2 separate regions of the Homo sapiens genome follow, and region 2 is linked to region 1. The links are chromatin loops, found by intact Hi-C in ENCODE. Cell type or tissue: heart right ventricle. All regions are shown on one strand. Links, peaks and the distances in the headings refer to the core of each region. The heading gives the core; the rest is flanking DNA.

What was found. Peaks named below come from ENCODE experiments on the same cell type or tissue, not always from the same donor. Only the 100,000 strongest peaks of a DNase experiment are listed, where the experiment ranks them.
Region 2: it touches region 1 in a loop (2.3-fold over the local background); 32 of 110 quality-filtered maps call a loop at or near these places.

The regions. Positions count from the first base shown.
Region 1 is chr17:39,094,899-39,103,668 of GRCh38, forward strand. All of the region lies in intron 7 of PLXDC1 (plexin domain containing 1), which reads right to left. Among named protein-coding and RNA genes, the nearest start is that of PLXDC1, 52 kb to the right of the region's middle. RefSeq lists an enhancer at 4,049-4,650. In heart right ventricle, for the core only: no CTCF peak of the experiment used is centred there; DNase peaks (open chromatin) are centred at 1,963, 4,032 and 5,183; H3K27ac peaks cover 4,933 bases.
Region 2 is chr17:39,138,925-39,148,905 of GRCh38, forward strand. PLXDC1 (plexin domain containing 1) reads right to left here. Exons shown (of 14, transcript NM_020405.5): 2 at 730-908. Among named protein-coding and RNA genes, the nearest start is that of PLXDC1, 7.7 kb to the right of the region's middle. In heart right ventricle, for the core only: no CTCF peak of the experiment used is centred there; DNase peaks (open chromatin) are centred at 4,777 and 5,717; H3K27ac peaks cover 6,784 bases.

The DNA.
Region 1 (8,770 bases), core at 771-8,770:
TCAGGATTTCTCCACCTGCAAGGCTGCAGGGCAGAGCTTTCCCTCATCAGAAGGAAGGGGAAATGGGAGGGACAAAGGGACTCAGGGTGGGGCACAGATAGAGACTCAGACTTTTCAAGGGAACTGAGTTCGAGGATAGAGACACAAGTGGCAGCCAGGGAAGCCAAGTCTCCTAGAAACTTCACACCAGGCTCTAGGGATGGGTTTCCCCACCATCCGGGCTGGGGGGCAGAGTTGGGGATGTGCCCCAAGCATGGGTGCAGCCAGGGATGCCAGCTGTCCTCTGAAAATACAGTCCTTCCAGCGGAGTGGGGGAGGCTGAGTGGTGGCAGAAAGGGGGATGAGGGTGGGGGGTGGAACTATATCTCTAATTGAAACTATTTGCTCACTTCAACTGCCAGCTTGTACTTGTTCGAGTGTGGGTTTGGTAATATTTTTATTTTTTTAATAAAAGAATCCTTACGCCCCGCCCCCCCCCCCCAACCCCCCAAGCCTGGGTTATTTGTTTTGGATTGTTTCACCAACATCTGGAGCTTGCCCAAGACAATGACTTCCATCTCCATGACCAACAGATCCTTTCTGGAACCAAGACGCAGGCTTCCCCAGAGCACCATTTCTGGCAGTTTAAGGTGTTCTGTTTTATCTCTGCTTCCAGGCATCAAAGATTCAGAAATACTCAGGTCCAGACTTGGCAAACACTGCTGCCCAAACAAGAAATGTTTTTGTTTTTTGTCTTTTTTTTTTGGCGGGGGGGTTGTTTTTGTTTTGTTTTGTTTTTGTTTTTGAGACAGGGTCTTGCTCTGTCGCCCAGGCTGGAGTGCAGTGGCACAATCTCAGCTCACTGCAGCCTCCACCTCCCGGGTTCAAGCAATTCTCCTGCCTCAGCCTCCCGAGGAGCTGGGATTACAGGTGCCTGCCACCACACCTGGCTGATTTCTGTATTTTTAGTACAGATGGGGTTTCACCATCTTGGCCAGGCTGGTCTCAAACTCCTGGCCTCAAACGATCCACCCGCCTCGGCCTCTCAAAGTGCTGGGATTACAGGCGTAGCCACCATGCCTGGCCCCAAACAAGTAATGTTAATGGTTCAAGTGAGAGGTTTGCATGTCCCTTTGTGTTTCAATGCCAGATGCCCATGGGAGAGTGCTGGCTTGGCCAGAAGAAGTTAGGAGATGACAGGTCGATCCACAAACTCCCACCTGGAATGGGTGGTTACCGTATAAAAAAATCTAAGAGGTTGGGTTGGGAAAAAGTCTTCATGCATTCTTTTGTTCCTTGGCTCATGTGATTATTCATTCAATAATCACGAGTGGAGCCCCAGCAGGGGACCCTGCCCCACGGGGGAGAAGTAGGGGGGTCCCTCAGCATTGAAGCAAAGCAGAAAAAGGCAGAGAAAGAAGAGGCCAGAAATGACTCAGGGAGCAGAGTAGTGGGAAAAACAGAAGTGAGAAGGGAAAAGAGGGAAGGATGGGCCCCCAGATGGATTAAAAACTTCCAACGAAGGGCACTTTAAAGGATCCTTTATCAGAAAAGGCAAAATTGGCCAGATCCTCAGCTTCTCCCTGCACCCACTTCCTCACGTGGCTGCCCCTAGATCCCTTCTGTAGCCTGCTCTGGGACCCACCCCTCCCTTACCTGCAGCCTGGCAGGAAGGTACACACAGCTCAGGCCCTGACATATATCTGGACTCAAGTCTGCCTCGGAAAGGACAGGAAAGTTCCGGTAAAGGAGGAGGACCAGCATGTTGGGGCCGTCCAAGGCCATTCGGGGCCAGCCAAGGGGCAGGCTACATTCTGGAGCTCTTTGTAAGAAAATCCTCACTAACTGATCCCACTAATTCAGAATCCCTGTCAGTTTCGATGTTGGCAATGCTAAAGTTGCTTTTATACTAACCATGAAATAAAGAGTTTCTTAAGCAAATGAACAGAGGAAATAATATTGACTTCCGGCGGTCTCCCCAGCCACATAGCGGATACACTGTCCTGTGTGTTTTGAGTGCCTCTGCAAACAGATGCTGCTAATTGCACATGACTTTTCTTTTCACCAAAGATGCTTTGCAGACTCTGCTGAAAAGCCTGCGGAAGAGTTTATACGAGGAAGTACTGGTAAGAACTCTTGTGGTTTTCAGCCTCTTCTACCCTCTCCCCCAGGAGTGAGGCTGTGAGGAGTCCTCCCCATTGCACCTCCCATCCCCTTGCCTAGCAGGGGTGGGGAGGAAAGTGTTTAGAACCTGGGGGAGGAGAGTTTTCCCCAGACAGGGTTCAGTGGCTGGGGATTCCTAAATAGTGAGGAATCAAACTCCCCTCCTCACACTGCCCCAGGCAGGGAGCAGTCAAACCTGGGCACAAGGACAGTGACGCCACCCATTCTGTATGATCAGGTGGGCTTGGTCAATAGGATTATCCATGGTGATCATAGGGTCTGCAGACCAGATGGCTCTTCCTGAACTTCTGTTTCCTTTAAGCCATGATCATTTGGGGTTTACTATTACCTGCAGCTCAACCTAATCCAAACAAATTCCCTGCTTGCCGGATTGAATGTGAGACCCAAAGTCATCTGACCCCTTAGCCACATAAAAGCCATTTCTCCCCAGGAGCAGAGGCTGTGGCCCATTTTAAACCCCAATGAGGGCCATGGATACTGTCCCAGAAAAACGCATGGATGTGAACATGTTCCACTTGCATTTCAATACTCCACATACAGGCCTTACACGGTGGCTCACATCTGTAATCCAGTGCTTTGGGAGGCCAAAGCCAGAGCATGGCTTGAGCGTAAGAATTCAATACCACCCTATTTTATTATTTGTCTTTACAAATAATAAATAAATAAATAAATAAATAAATAAATAAATAAATAAGCTGGGCATGGTGGTACACATCTATAGTCTCAGCTACTCAGGAGGCTGAGGCAGGAGGATCGCTTAAGCCCAGAAAGTTGAGGTTGCAGTGAGCTATGATTGTGCTACTGCACTTCGGCCTGAGCGACAGAGCAAGACCCTGTCTATAAAAAAAAAAAAAAAAAAAAGGCCAGGTGCAACGGCTCACGCCTGTAATCCCGGCACTTTGGGAGGCCAAGGTGGGCGGATCACCTGAGGTCAGAGTTCAGGACCAGCCTGGCCAACATGGTGAAACCCCGTCTCTGCTAAAAAATACAAAAATTAGTCAGGCGTGGTGGCGGGCACCTATAATCACAGCTACTCCGGAGGCTGAGGCAGGAGAATTGCTTGAACCCAGGAGGTGGAGGTTGCAGTGAGCCGAGATTGCGCCATTGCACTCCAGCCTGGGCAACAAGAGTGAAACTCCATCTCAAAAAAAAAAAAAAAAAAAAAAAAAATCCGTATACAATTTTAAGATTCCCAGACTTCCTGAATTTTATGCTTGTTCCCGTAAGCTAAAAACCTCTGACAAAAAGGGATGCAATTTCCAAAACACTCAACTCCCAAACTCAAGTGGTGTCAGACCCCTGTTCTCACCTAGAGTCACAATAGAGCAGAGGACAAGGTCTATGCTATGTCCATTCCCTTCAGCGGTGCCCTAACCCCAGCAACTAGGTCCACTTTCTTGTAGTTACTCATTTTCTAAAAATGTTAGTGCCTGCCCACTGGGCTCACTGCTGGGGGCCATAGAGAGCCCCCAAGGAATTCACACCTAGCTGGGGAGGACAATAAGTTCTATGTTAAGAGTATCAGCATTTGTTCTCGCCACCACTAGAAAGAAAAGAAGAAGAAGAAAAAAGTATCAGCGAAGTGCCGGGGGGAAGAAGAGGAAGCCGTGAATTCCACTGCATGGCGGAGTGGTTACTTGCACAGCATCTGACCTGGGCCGCTGGAGAGGGAGAATGGTGCCAAGCAGTAAAAAAGATTGGAGTAAGAGGCGTTTTATACAAGGGGACTGTGTCATACCGATGTGGACAGCCCTTAGCATGTTCAGGGAACCCAGGGGACACAGACCAGAGCTCCCCAGGCAGAGGGCGGTGAGCGGAGGGAGGGTTTGGAAATGCGCCTGCGTGGTTGACTGCACCCAGCTGTGCCCGGCCTTGAATGCCACACTGAGGATTTTGACCTGACCTGTGGGCAGCAAGGAGTCAGAGAGTGATGTGATCGGATCTGATGGTGACAAGGAGGAACAGGAGACAGAGGGAAGGAGGACGAGGCTGGGAGCTGCTGGCAGTGTCTGGGGGTCAGGTGCTGGCTTTCACCTGGCAGGTAGACCCAACACCTCAGCACACAGCACCTGGAGTCAGACTCCAACCGCTCCCACCACCGAGATTTCCTCCTGATCCTGCAGAGCAGACATAGCCTCCCTGCTCTTTCAGGTGGGTTGTGCTTCCCCGCCCCCTTCACCCCTCATCTCTCTGGTTTGCTCTAAAGGGGCTTCTCATTCCAGAATCACAGAGGAGCCTCAGAGGCAGATGCTACCGGGGATCTGACCCCCTCTAATTCACCCTCATTCCACAGCTTGATCAGGCACACGTTTCCTGAGACTCTGCCTGGAAGAAGCCCTTGAGGGAGGTGCAGATGAAACAGACACATCCCTGCCCCGACAGTGGGCTCAGTAATGTACATGGGATGCAGGATAGGGAAGGAAATAAGGCACAGACACCAAGAACAGTCCCAAGAAGCAGCCTGGGGAGTTTGCACACCCCACTCTGTGGGTGTTTGGGGGAGCTGAGGAGGAAAAGATTCCCCTGGGTGGAATGGGAGTGGGTCAGTCTAAGAAAGGCTCAGTGGTGGACTCCAGGATTTAAATGGAGAAGATCTGGACTTGAATTCTTCCTTTCATAGCTGTGTGACCAAGGATAAGTCACTCTACCTCTCTGAACATTTGTGTCCTCATTTAGAAAGGGACAAATGTACAAACTCACAATGTTTGGGGAAGATCCAAGACACTGTCCAGCTTAGTGCATGGGAAAGAGGATTATAATCAGTGTGGTAGGCAGACGCTAGCATGGCCCCCAGAGAGCCTCTACGGTGGCTGCCTGGTATCCACACCCAGGTGCAATCCAGTCCCTGAGCGTAGACTGGATCTGTGACTTGGTTCTAGCCAGCGGAATGTGGCAAAAAAGATAGGATGTTACATCTAAAATTAAGCTATAAAAAGACCCTGGTTTGCGTCTTCCTCGCCCTCTGCTTTTGTCTCGCTTGCCTGCTCTGATGGAAGCCAGCTGCCATATCATGGGGAAGTTTACCAGGCAAGGAGCCAAAGAAGGCCTCCTTGGGGAACTGAATCCTGAATTCTGAATCCTGAATCCTGCCAAACCACATGAAAGCTCTGAAGCCGGTCCCAACCCTCCCCACCTGCCACCCCATCACGGGGGTAACTGTGACCCTGGCTAACACTTTTTTTCTTTTTTTTGAGACAGAGTTTCACTCTTTCACCCAGTGAAATCGTGAGTGAGTGGTGTGAGGAGTGAGGTGGTGCGATCTCAGCTCACTGCAAGCTCCGCCCCTCGGGTTCAAGCGATTCTCCTGCCTCAGCCTCCCAAGTAGCTGGGATTATAGGTACCCATCACCACACCCAGCTAACTTTTGTATTTTTAGTAAGGATGGGGTTTCGACATATTGGCCAGGCTGGTCTCAAACTCCTGACCTCAGGAGATCCCCTGCCTTGGCCTCCCAAAGAACTGAGATTATGGGCGTGAGCCACCGTGCCTGGCCGCTGGCTAACACTTCAGTCGCAGCCTGTGAAAGACCTTGAATGAGAGGTCCTGGCTGAATTGTGCTTTGCTTCCTGATCCATAAAAACTCTGAGATAATATGTTGCAGTTTTAAGCCACTAAATTCTGGAGCAATTTGTTATACAGCTGTAGCTAACTAATGCAACCAGGTGATACGGAGATGATTTAACAACTGGCTCAACACAGGCGTTTACCAACCAGTCAGAGCAGATGCTGCCTGCAGCCATGGAGCCAGGTCCTGGAGCCCAGGCTGTAATACTTGATAGAGGACTGGGAGCGCAGGGGGCTAAGGGGAGGGCAGGAGGGGTCGTGGGAGGTACGAGGGGGCTCAAATCAGCAGCAATTTGCCAACAAGAATGCAAGTATTTCAATATTTTGACAACTGATACAACTGTAGTGGGGTGCACTGACTCTCAGCCCAGGATCTAATATCTAGGGTTGGAAATGGGCCTTAAAGGATAAGGTGATATCCACAGGGCCCCATGGCATGGAGCAAGGGAAGCCACACATTGGAGCTGAAGGAAGAGTTTTCTGCTGTCGCCGCTTGTGTGCAGTTTCAAAGACTGCTCCATACACATATGGCAAAGACAGGAAAACAGCTCTACTAGCTTAAAAACAGTTCCTCGTGTAGCAGCAACATAACAGAGGCACTGAAATATCAGAAACGCGCAGAAGAGTTCAAGGCCGTGTTTGAGAAAGGGAAGGAGGGAGGGACATTCACACGTATCACGTATCGAGTAGGTGCCTGCTGTCTGACAGACACCCTGCCCGGCTTTATATCCAAGTCTAGGCCACTGGGGCACAAAGGCCTCATGAGGAGCCATGTGGTATGGGTGGCAATGAGCCACAGCATCCAGGACAGTTTTGTGGAAGAAAGGAGACAGAGGGCACGGGGCCCTAAAAAGGGAGACGGAGAAGAAGGGAAGGGAGGGTGAGGTGCGAGCCCCACACTTCTGTGGCAGGCTAGGCCTGGGGTACAGCCACCAGCCAACGGGCCCATGGATCAAGACTATAACCCACCCAAATGCTGACCAGGGAGGAGGGATTCCTTATTTGCCGCTTAGCAGTGGGCGCTTTGCCCTCAAGCCACCAGAGCCATTTGCTCCCAGAACCATAAGCCGGGACCACCCTAGTTATGCTGAGAGCTGAATTAGTCCCAAGTAGAAGCAGCAAAAACTTGACCACAAAACTCCTTTCTAGTAGCATATGCAAATCAGATGCCCCTCCACTCCGATGCCCTGCCCTCTGCCATCTCCCTCGATATCATGCAGTGTTGCGTGGGAAGGGTGTCTAGCGGCTGGCCCTACCGAGAGGTGGTATGCTTCGGGGAGCAAGTCTATGCCTGCTTACCAGCTGGGAATGCTGCAGGCAGGCAGATATTGGGAAGAAAGAATAGAAAGGGAGGTTGTAGGAAGGTGGAGGAAGAAGAAGCTGGTGAATTTCTGAAGAGGGGAAAGAACTCCTGGCCTGTTGGGAATTAACCAGGCCCCATTCACCAGCCCCTTGACCCTTGAGTGCCACCCACCCCACCCACAGATCTGCCCAGATGAAGGTGTGGACTGGGGCGAGATGCTTGGTGGGTGCTAACCAGCCTTTACTGGGCACCCCGCCCAAGCCAGGCACAGTGCCTGGTGCTCTGTGCATGGATATCTCAGCTAATCCTCACCACAGCCCTTGAGGTAGCTCGAGGCAACTCATTAGATGGTGACAGCTACAGCCCAGACCTTGCCTTGGGACACACGGCAAGCGAAAGAGTAGGTGACAGGCATGCCCACCTATGAGGAGGGTAAAGTGCCAGAGTCTCCGTGGAACCCACTTTGGCCACAGCTATCAAAATTGTAAATGCCCCTGCCCTTTGACCCAATGATTGGACCACTGAGAATATAGCGTACGGAAATACTCACACGGGGGCATGAAAGTACCTACTGTATTATTTGTTATAGCCCAAGATTTAAAACAACTGAAAAGTCTACCCCCAGGGGACAGGTTAAATTAAGGTCCATCCATGGAATGGACTATCAGGCAGCCATTAAAGAGAAGAATGAGGCAGCTCACTGTGTGCTGAGACAGAACAGTGGGCAGGATGTACTCTGTTCAAGTGCAGAAACACTGACATCGTATGCTATCAAATACACACACACACACACACACACACACACACACACACTCACTCACCTGAAGGCTTGCAGCTCTGGAGATAACCCAGAACACTGGTTTCCCCTCCCTTTGCCTCCAGGGAGGAGAGCTGAGAGATGGCGAACTGAGAGACAGGGTTCAGGGGCAGGTGAAAAACCTAATCTCTGTACATCCTTTTATATCTTTTGCATTTTAGACCAGATACACTTATTCATGAAAAAATATAACTTTATAAATGAAGATAAAGAAATGCATTAGTACTTTGGGAGGCCAAGGAGGGTGGATCACAAGGTCAGGAGATTGAGACCATCCTGGCTAACATGGTGAAACCCCATCTCTACTAAAAATACAAAAATTAGCCAGGCGTGGTGGCAGGTGCCTCTAGTCCCAGCTACTCAGGAGGCTGAGGCAGGAGAATGGCGTGAACCCGGGAGGTGGAGCTTGCAGTGAGCTGAGATCTCATCACTGCACTCCAGCCTGGGCGACACAGCGAGACTCCGTCTCAAAAAAAAAAAAAAGACATGCATTACTAAATAAGCTGGGCTCAGTGACCCAGGCCAGTAATCCCAGCACATTGGGCACTGGGAGGCTTGCAGGGGAGGTTAAGTTGAGCCCAGGAGTTTGAGACCACCCCAGGCAACATGGGAAAACCCTGTCCATCTCTCCAAAAAAAAATTTAAAAATTAGTTGGGCATGGTGGCATGTGCCTGTGGCCCCAGCTTCTTGGGAGGCTGAGGTGGGAGGATGGCTTGAGCCCAAGTGTTTGAGGCCGCAATGAACTATGATGGGGACACTGCGCTCCAGCCTGAGACCCTGTCTCTAATAATAATAATAATAATGAATAGTAATTCATGGCTGGGCGCGGTGGCTGACTCCTGTAATCCCAGCACTTTGGGAGACCGAGGCAGGCAGATCACCTGAGGTCAGGAGTTTGAGACCAGCCTGGACAACATGGTGA
Region 2 (9,981 bases), core at 1,008-9,007, 44 kb after region 1:
AGCCCACAGTGACAGACAGGTACACATACATAATATACAAAATCATCTGACACAGGTGCGAACCCAGCGTCCATGACACACACACCCATTCCCAGAAACGCACAATTATATTAATAGATTCACCCCCAGACACACCGAGGCTTCCAAGAGCCTCCCGGAAACCCTGAGAGAAGAGCACTCCCTCCAGGCCTCTCCTCCCTGTGCCAGCACCCCAGAACTGCCCCAGGCCAAGGAGGTTGTCTCCAGGAGCTGCACCCTAATTGCTTTCTCTACTCAGCCCCCTGCTGAGTGCCCAGCCCTTAGGCTAAGCAGCCATTAATCCTCTTGCGCCCCAGTCTGTAGATGGGGCAGAAATGGGGTGGGGAAGGGCCCCATCTGGCAGCTGAGATGTGACTCATAAGGCCACTGTCAGCTTTTTCTTCCCTAAGTCATGGGAGAGTCCAGTTTCAGGAATGCTGTGGTCAGGCTGTGCATCCTGATACAATCCATTTGATGTCTCTGGGTCCAGGAGGGAGTAGGCAGCCTATGAAACGCTGAGATGCTGTGATTTTATGACCCAGTCTGGGCCCTGCTTCCATCCCCTCCCCGGGGATTCTTCTCTCCACCCTGTCCTCCGGGGCCAACCCCAAATGATATGTGATTTGCATGTAGGACAAGCACACCTGGGGCAGCTGGTGAGACCTCCCCCACCCCCACTTCGCTCCCCCTCCATGTTCCTCCAGCACTCACCACCACCCTGGTCCTGTTATCTGGCAGCGTGTCCATGGCCAGGGTGCCCCCACCCAGGTCCTGGCTCAGCTGGGTCCTGTCCGGCTCTGACACATGCCCAGGGCTCTCTCGGGCTCTCCGGTTCCAGCCCCGCACGGTCCCTTTGGCAGCCCATCCAGAGCCTGGGCCCTCATCGTGACCTGGGAGAAGGGGACAGAAACCTGAGTGCCAGCAGTCCGGAATGAAGATCAGGAGGGGAATCCAGCCCAGTTATTCTGCAAGGGCCCCAACACCATGCCACTGTAGAATTTGCAGACACTTGACTGACTACCAGGACAGGAGACACCCAATGTGTACTGAGAGTCACGTGCCCAGCTCCAGGCCAAGCACTTCGCACATATCCTTTTAATCCTCATGCCAGCTCTCCGCAGTAGTTAGGATGTTCTCCATTTTGCAAACAAGAATCAGAGGCTCAGAGGTTAAAAGTCACGCAGTGGGTTAGGCATGCAGGTAAGTTTCAAACCCAAGCTGATCTGCCTCCAAAGGGTGATTATTCTCAACCTCAGCTATACACTGGAGTCACCTGGACAGCTTCAAAAGTTCCTGATGTCTGGGTCCCACCCTAGAGATCTCTTGTAACTGGTCTATGGTGTAGCCTGGGCATTCAATTTCTTTTTCTTTTTCTTTTTTTGAAATGGAGTCTCGCTCTGTCACCCAGGCTGGAGTGCAGTGGCCCGAGCTCCGCTCCCTGCAAGCTCCGCCTCCAGGGTTCACGCCATTCTCCTGCCTCAGCCTCCCGAGTAGCTGGGACTACAGGCGCCCGCTACCGCGCCCAGCTAATTTTTTGTATTTTTAATAGAGACGAGGTTTCACCGTGTTAGCCAGGATGGTCTCAATCTCCTGACCTCGTGATCCACCCGTCTCGGCCTCCCAAAGTGCTGGGATTACAGGCGTGAGCCACCGCGCCTAGCCTCGATTTCTTAAAAGAGCCTCAGGGGAGATTTTGAGGAGTCTTGGACTTAACTCTGCAGGCAAGGGTGAGAACCATTGCCGTTGAGCCTTCCAAACCAGTTTCTTATTTCTCTGGCAGAAATGGCACATAATCCTATTTCCCAGTGGGGTCAGGGGACTAGAAGCCAGAGTTCTTTTCGTTCAGGGCTTCTCAACCTCGGTACTATTGACATTTGGACTGGATAATTCCTTTTCCAATTTTTTTATTGTGGCAAAATACACATAACAAAATTTGCCATCTAACCATTTCCAAGTGTACAATTCAGTAACATTAAATACATTCCTAATGTTGTATGACCATCACCACCATCTATCTGCATAACTCTTTTCACCTTGTAAAACTAAAATTCTGTACCCGTTAAATAATAACTCCCTATTCACCCCTGTTATTTTATTTTATTTAAGAGATGGGGCCTTGCTCTGTCACCCAGGCTGGGGAGTAGTGGTGCGATCATAGCTCACTGCAGCCTCCAACTGCTGGGCTCATGCGATCCTCCCACCTCAGCTTCCTAAGTAGCTGGGACTATAGGCATGCGCCACCATGCCCAGCTAATCTTTTTACTTTTTATAGAGACAGGGTCTCACTATTTTGTTCAGGGTGGTTGGTCTTGAATTCCTGGTCTCAAGCAATTTTCCTGCCTTGGCTCCCAAGGTGCTGGGATTACAGATATGAGCCACAGCGCGCAGCCTGTATCTATGATTTTGACTACTCTAAGTATCTCATATAAATGGCATCATACTATATTTGTCTTTTTGTGATTGGCTTATTTCACTTAGCATAATAAATTCAAGGTTCATTCATGTCGTAGCATATGGCAGAATTGACTTCCTTTTGAAGGCTGAATAATATTCCATTGTGTGGATATACCACATTTTGCTAACCCACTCAACTATCAATGGATGTCTGTTTTGCTTCCACGTTTTAGCTATTGTGAACAATGCTGCTACAAACATGGGTGTACAAATATCTCTTTGAGACCTGGCCTTCAATTCTTTTGGGTATATACCCAGAAGCGGAATTGCTGGATTGTATGGTAATTCTATTTCTAATTTTTTGAGGAATTGTCATACTGTTTTCCATATAAAATGTTTTCCATGTAAAATGACTGGACCATTTTACATTCCCACCAACCGTGCACATGGGTTCCAATCTCTCCACATTCTTGCCAATACTTGTTATTTTCTGTTTTTTTTATAGTAGCCATCCTAACAGGTATGAGGTTATATCTCATCGTTTTTATAAATTGGCATTTCCCTGATGATTAGTGATGCCGAACATCTTTTCATATGCTTGTGGGCCATTTGTATATCTTCTTTGGAGAAATGTCTATTTAAGTCTTTTTCCTGTTTTTAAATTGGATTGTTGGTTGGACTGGATAATTCATTGTTATGCGGGAACTGTCCAGTGCTCTGTAAGATGTTTAGCAGCCGCAGCCTTGGCCCCTGCTCACTAAATGCCAGTAGCACCACGCTCCTCCCCATCCCAAGCTGTGACAATGAAAAACGTCTCCAAACATTGCCAAATATCCCCTGGGGAATAAAATTAACCCCCCCTTGCCCCATTGAGGGAGGGGTAATTTTTTACTGTTTTACTCCTATCACTACCTAGATACTGTCTAGGATGGCAAATAGGTTTCATATCACATGCCATCTGCAATCCATTCGTGACAGCCAGAGGCACTCCAACTGAGAATGCAAAGGCTCCTCTTGTATTTAGCAGGAAGGACTGTGAAGATCAATAAGCAATGTCTGCCATGGGCACAGGATTGGAAAGTGACTACACACAGGCCATTTCGCGGCCATGCGAACCTCCATTTCTGGAGGTTGCGAAATGGCTTTAGGTTCCATGATCTCCTCTCCAGTTCCCTCTAGGTTGTTAAATGCATGCTTTTTTTGAGACAGGGTCTCACTCTAGCATGCAGGCTGGAGTGCAGTGGCACAATCACAGCTCACTGTACGCTTGACCTCTCAGGCTCAAGCAATCCTCCCACCTCAGCCTTCTGAGTAGCTGGTACTACAGTTGCATGCCACCACACCCGGCTAGTTATTATTATTTTATTTTGTATTTTTCGTAGAGGCTGGGTTTCACCATGTTGCCTACACTGGCCTTGAACTCCTGGGCTCTAGCGGTCCTTCCACCTTGGCCTCCCAAAGTGGTGGGATTATAAGCGTGAGCCACTGCACCAGGTCTGTTAAATTAGTTCTAACAAAAGGCCGGGCGTGGTGGCTCACACCTATAATCCTAGCACTTTGGGAGGCTGAGGTGGGTGGATCACCTGAGGTCAGGAATTCGAGACCAGCCTGGCCAACATGACGAAACCCCGTCTCTACTAAAAATACAAAAATTAGCCGGGCATGGTGGCGGGCACCCATAATCCCAGCTACTCGGGAGGCTGAGGCAGGAGAATTGCTTGAACCTGGGAGGCAGAGGTTGCAGTGAGCCGAGATTGCGCCACTGTACTCCAGCCTGGACAAAAAAGCGAAACTCCTTCTCCAAATAAATAAATAAACAACACAAAAACCATCCTTTTCCACTTCAAAAAGATTTATGCCCCCCAAAGCTGTGGCTTTTATTGTCATTCTAATGGTCACACCTACTATGGATGTATATATGAGAACAGACCATCAGATAGGTGGATCTGACATTCCCCACCTATGACCCTCTTCCATTTCAGGCCCACCCTGTGTCAGATACCTGTCTCAACCTCTGCCTTCCCCCAGCCCACTCCCCAGAGCTCCTGGATGTGGCTCTCCCTCTCCTAGAGCACCTACGTGTGCGACTATGTGCCTATCTCCCTGGTAGATTTGAGTTCCCCCAGGATTCTCTCCACCTTCTTCAAATTTGGCATGTCCAGCAAACAGCAGGTGCTCCATCACTGCAGAATTGAGGACGCAGTGCATAGGGTAGCTCCTGGGAGCCAGCAAGGACAGAGGTTGAGACCAGGCTTGGCCAGGCCCAGGCCTGGGGCTGAGGCCAGAACTCCGCTGTGGGGCCCTGCTTTGTCATTAGACATTGTATCCAATTAAGTCATTCTTGGCTGCTGGCGCCTACTGGACCCTTGCCGGCCCCCTCTCACTTCTCTGCCCCTAATAGCAACCAGATGCTGCTGGAGCACGTGGGGAGGAGGGCAGTCCCCAGACCCCTTCCCCAAGATGCCCACTGGCTGCCCACAGATGGACATGAGTCCAGGGCTGGGAAGGCAGCCTGCCCACTGCCCAGGCCCAAGCCAGGGCTGTCTGGTCTCTCTTGGGTGGGGCCCACAGCTGCTTCTGGAGACAGAGCTGTTTGTGCTGGGCTGGTCTGCCCAGCTCCCCAGGTCTTCCTGCAAGCAGCCCTGGGGCCTGGGCAGGAGCCAGAACAGGATAGAGCGGGTAGTGAACAAGTGGAGGGGCTCAGCGGCCCAGAGAGGAGTGTTGGGGATCTTCAGGATTCACAAACCTGGAGCCGAGACAGGAGGCGGGATGGTGGAGGCCTGCAGCCCGGGGAAGGACAGGGAGGGGGCCCAGCTGGGGGTGGCCAGGGAAGAGACACTGGGTTGACCTCCACACCCAGTCTTGCCACTCACAAGTTATGGGACCTTAGCCCCATCAGTTTTCCTCTCTAATCCTCAGCTCCCTAGTGACTCAAATGGATTTGACGATGGTGCCCACAGTACAGGCTGCCATAAGCGTCAAGTGAGAAACACAAATGAGGTTTTATAGAGAGCTCAGGCCAGGGTAAGAGGTAAAGAGTCCATGAAAGAGGGCAGGGCGAGGGATGGAGAGGGAGCTTGACCAGGACCCTGGCCTACCCTGGCCTAGCCCTGAATCTTACTCTTCCAACCCATACTACATCTGTTTCCTGGCCACCCTTCCTTCCCTGTTGCCTGGGACAGGACGTCATCCCCACGACTCATGAAAGAAGCCAACACAGCTGGTTGCTCACGTGTATGTGCAGGGGCCCACGTGCCTGTGCACATGCCCACAAAGACTTTCCTGAAAGCCTCGGCCTTCCCGTATGTGCTCACACACAAGTTGGACACCTGCCCAACCCTCAGCCACTCCTCACCCCACCTGCCTTCCACTGGAGAGAGCTCCATTTTCCCTGGACCCGTTCCCCGCCTGCATGTGTTGCCAAGGAGCTTCCGGAACACAAGCTGTTCATTCATTGATTCACTCACTCATGGCCCCAAGTAGTGTGCAGTCCAGTGGGATGCCATAATAATCACCCTAGTAATAAAAATGATAGCTGACTTTCAGAGAATGCTGCTCTGTGCTAGCACTATTCCAGGGGCTTTAAACACATCCACCCCCTTAATCCCCACAATAATCCCATGAAATAGTTACTAGTTTAAAATCCATTTTACAAATGGAGAAACTGAGGCACAAAGACGTTAAGGAACCTCCCAAGGTCACAGAACCAGTCCATGGCAGGATCTGAACTCAGGCAGGCTGGCTCCAGAGCCTACTCAGAACCACAGAAAGTGCAGTAAAAAGTGACCGACAATCCCCACTGTTTCCCAGGGTGCAGGGGCAGCCCCGGGGTGGGGCTGGCATGTGGGCTAGGTTCTTGGAGGGCCCTACTCAGGCTGCCATTGGGCCTGAACCTGAGAGCTTCCCTGGGAGACTGTGTCCCCCAGCATGCAGGGTACAGCCCAGCAGTAGCGTCCCAGTCCCCTCAGCTGGCACTGGTCCCATTTCAGGGCAAGGGGGAATGGGGCTGACCTCAGGAGGCCAGGTTGTGCGGCCCCAGAGCCTGGGCCAAGCCATCCTCATCTCACCCAACACCCAAACTTGGCATCCCAGCCCTGGGCCACCCCATAGCTCAGGTTACCACAGCCTCTATCCTGGGTCAGCCTCCACCCTTAATGCCCTAGAGCTAATCTCCCCCACCATAGCCAGGACAAGCCACCTAGAGGGTGAACTTGATTCCATCTCTCTCCGGCTTCCAGCTCACCTGTCCCTGGCTCATCCTGTCCCACAGGCTGAGAAAAAGAGGAGAAGAGAAAGGAGGCGAGGGGAGGGGAGGGAAGGGAGAGCATCTTTAAATGCCCTGAGTACCTGAGATACACCGAACTGGAAACACCCTTCCCTTGGAACTTCATTGTAGTATCAGAGCAGTAAAACAACACAGGTTTGGAATCAGACAAGCTAGACACTGAACCCTGAATCTACCACCTACTAACTACAACATTGGACAAATTACACACACTCTCTAAGACTCAGTTTCCTCATCTGTGAGATGGGGCTGATAAAACATAAACTTGGTAGGTTTGACACTTTAACAAAATCATATACACAGAGCACCCAGCAAGTCGCCCTGCCTTCCCTGGGTTTCACATGAGGACTGAAACCGTCTTCTCAGGGTTAACAAGAATTACATGCCGGGTTCTGGGCAGAAGTATAGGAGTAATTAAGCATTAATCAGGCTGCACTTCGGCCCATTCCTTTTTTTTTTTTTTTTTTGAGAGGGAATCTCGATATGTCACCCAGGCTGGAGTACATTGGTGTGATCTCAGCTCCCTGCAACCTCCACCTCTCGGGTTCAAGCAATTCTCCTGCCTCACCATCCCAAGTAGCTGGGACTACAGGAGTGCGCCACCACACCCAGCTAATTTTTATATTTTTAGCAGAGATGGGGTTTCACCATGTTGGCCAGGCTAGTCTTGAGCTCCTGACCTCAAATGATGCTCCCGCCTTGGCCTCCCAAAGTGCTGGGATTATAGGCATGAGCCACCACGCCTGGCCAGCTTTTATTTAAGAATTGTTTAAGGCCAGGTGCAGTGGCTCATGCCTATAATCCCAACACTTTGGGAGGGTGAGGTGGTGGGATCACTTGAGTCCAGGAGTTCGAGACCAGACTGGACAACATAGCAAGACCCCATCTCTACTAAAATTTTTTTTAAAGTCTGGACATGGTGGCTCATGCCTGTAGTCCCAGCACTTTGGAAGGCCAAGACAGGAGGATTACCTGAGCCCAGGAGTTGGAGATCAGCCTGGGCAACATGGCAAGACCTTGTCTTTTTTATAATAAAAAAAGGTATTATAAAATTTAATTTATTATTAATAATAAATTTTAAAAAATTAGCCAGATGTGGTGGTGCATGCCTGCAGTCCCAGCTACTCAGGAAGCAGAGGCAGGAGGATCACTTGAGCCCAGGAAGTTGAGGCAGCAGTGAGCTATGATCACACCACTGCACTCCAGCCTGAACAACAGAGTGAGACCCTGTCTCAAAAAAGAAAAAAAAAAAAGAAGGATTAAGATGGTTTTCGGATCCTGAATTCCAGCAGAAGGGCCAATTCGAAGACCCTCAGACAGGAAATGATTTTTTTTTTTTTTTTTTTTTTTTTGAGACGGAGTCTCGCTCTGTCACCCAGGCTGGAGTGTAGTGGCACGATCTCGGCTCACTGCAACCTCTGCCTCCCGGATTCAAGCAATTCTCCTGCCTCAGCCTCCCAAGTAGCTGGGATTACAGGCATGTACCACCACGCCCAGCTAATTTTCTTGTGTTTTTAGTAGAGACAGGGTTTCACCATATTGGGCAGGCTGGTCTCGAACTCCTGACCTTGTGATCCACCCACCTCGACCTCCCAAAGTGCTGGGATTACAGGCGCGGGCCACCGCGCCCAGCCGAGGAACTGATTTAACATGAGAATGCAGTTTCTTTATTTCTTCATGCACTCTTCAACCAATTAACAATTCCCACACGTTGGCCACCCCACCCCAAACCCCATAAAACCTCTAGCCCCAAATGCTGCCCCACGATGATGAAACTCTTTCTCTGCTGCCCCCTCGGTGTTGGTGTGTCAACTTGCTGCACCTTGGGCAACACACCAGTTAGGGTCACAGGACCAGCTTTCAGAGGGGCCAGGGAAGGCTCCAAACCCTAAACTGAAATCCTGCCTCCAAGTTACAAAGCCCCTAACCATACCCTCTCCCTTTCCTCTGGCAGGTAGGGACCCACTGAGGACCCTCACCTGGGGAGAGGGAAGGAGTCAAAGGAAGTGCAGGGAGGGACCACCAGGTAGCAGAAGGGAAGAGGGAGGGAGGGAAGGGGAGGGGAGGGGAAGGGAGGGACAGCAAGAAGAGTTCAGCTCTCTATGTGTGTCCCTTGAGGGGAGAGTCTGGGATCTGTGCCACCTCTGATATACTCACTCAGTCACTCACTCATTCATTCAATACACTTTTATTGAGTCGCAGGCACTGTGCTGGGTGCTGGGGGGACACAAGCCCTGTACCCAGGAAGAGTCTAGTTTTCTTCATGGAGACATACAAAATGAATCATTTGGTAAGGGCTATGAAGAAAATCAGACAGAGGAAAGGGTTGGGGTTGTTGCTACTCTACACAGAGCCATGAGGTGGGGCTCTCTGAGGAGGGTCCCCTTGAGCTGATTAAGACCTGAATGAGAAGAAGCCAGTTAGTTATCTGTCGATCGGAGGGGACGGCAGCTGGAGTGGGTTAAGGGGTGAATCTGGGGAGAGCTAGAGAAGATGGTGGGATGAGGGAGGGGCTGCCTGACCTCCATAAGTTCGCATTTTAGTCTCAGGTTGTTGGAGCCCTAGAGACAATCTGGTCCAACCTCCTTCCCTCCTTTTTTTAAAAAAAGATGGGACCTCGTTATGCTGCCCTCACTATGTGGCATGATCATAGCTCACTGCAGCCTCCAGTTCCTGGGCTCAAACGATCCTCCTGCCTCAGCCTTCCGAGTACCTGGGACTACAGGCGCACACCGCCATGCCCAGCTAATTTTTTATTTTAATTTTAATTTTTTTTTTTGACAGAGTCTTACTCTGTTGCCCAGGCTGGAGTGCAGTGGTGCGATCTCAGCTCACTATAACCTCTGCCTCTCGGGTTCAAGCTATTCTCCTGCCTCAGCTTCCTGAGTAACTGAGATTACAGGCATGCACCACCACGCCTGGCTAATTTTTACTAATATACTAATATTAATAATATTAATAACAATACTAAATATACTAATTTTTGTATATTTAGTAGAGACGGGGTTTCACCATGTTAGCCAGGCTGGTCTCAAACTCCTGACCTCAGGTGATCCGCCGGCCTCGGCCTCCCAGAGTGCTGGGATTACAGGCATGAGCCACCCTGCCTGGCCTAAATCATTTATAGACATGGGGTCTCACTATTTTGCCCAGGCTGGTCTCAAACTCCTGGTCTAAAGCTATCCTCCCACCTCAGCCTCCCAAAGTGTTAGGATCACAAGCATGAGCCACCGTGACTGGTGCAAGCCCCCATTTTATAGACGGGGAAACCTTCCTCAGAGAAA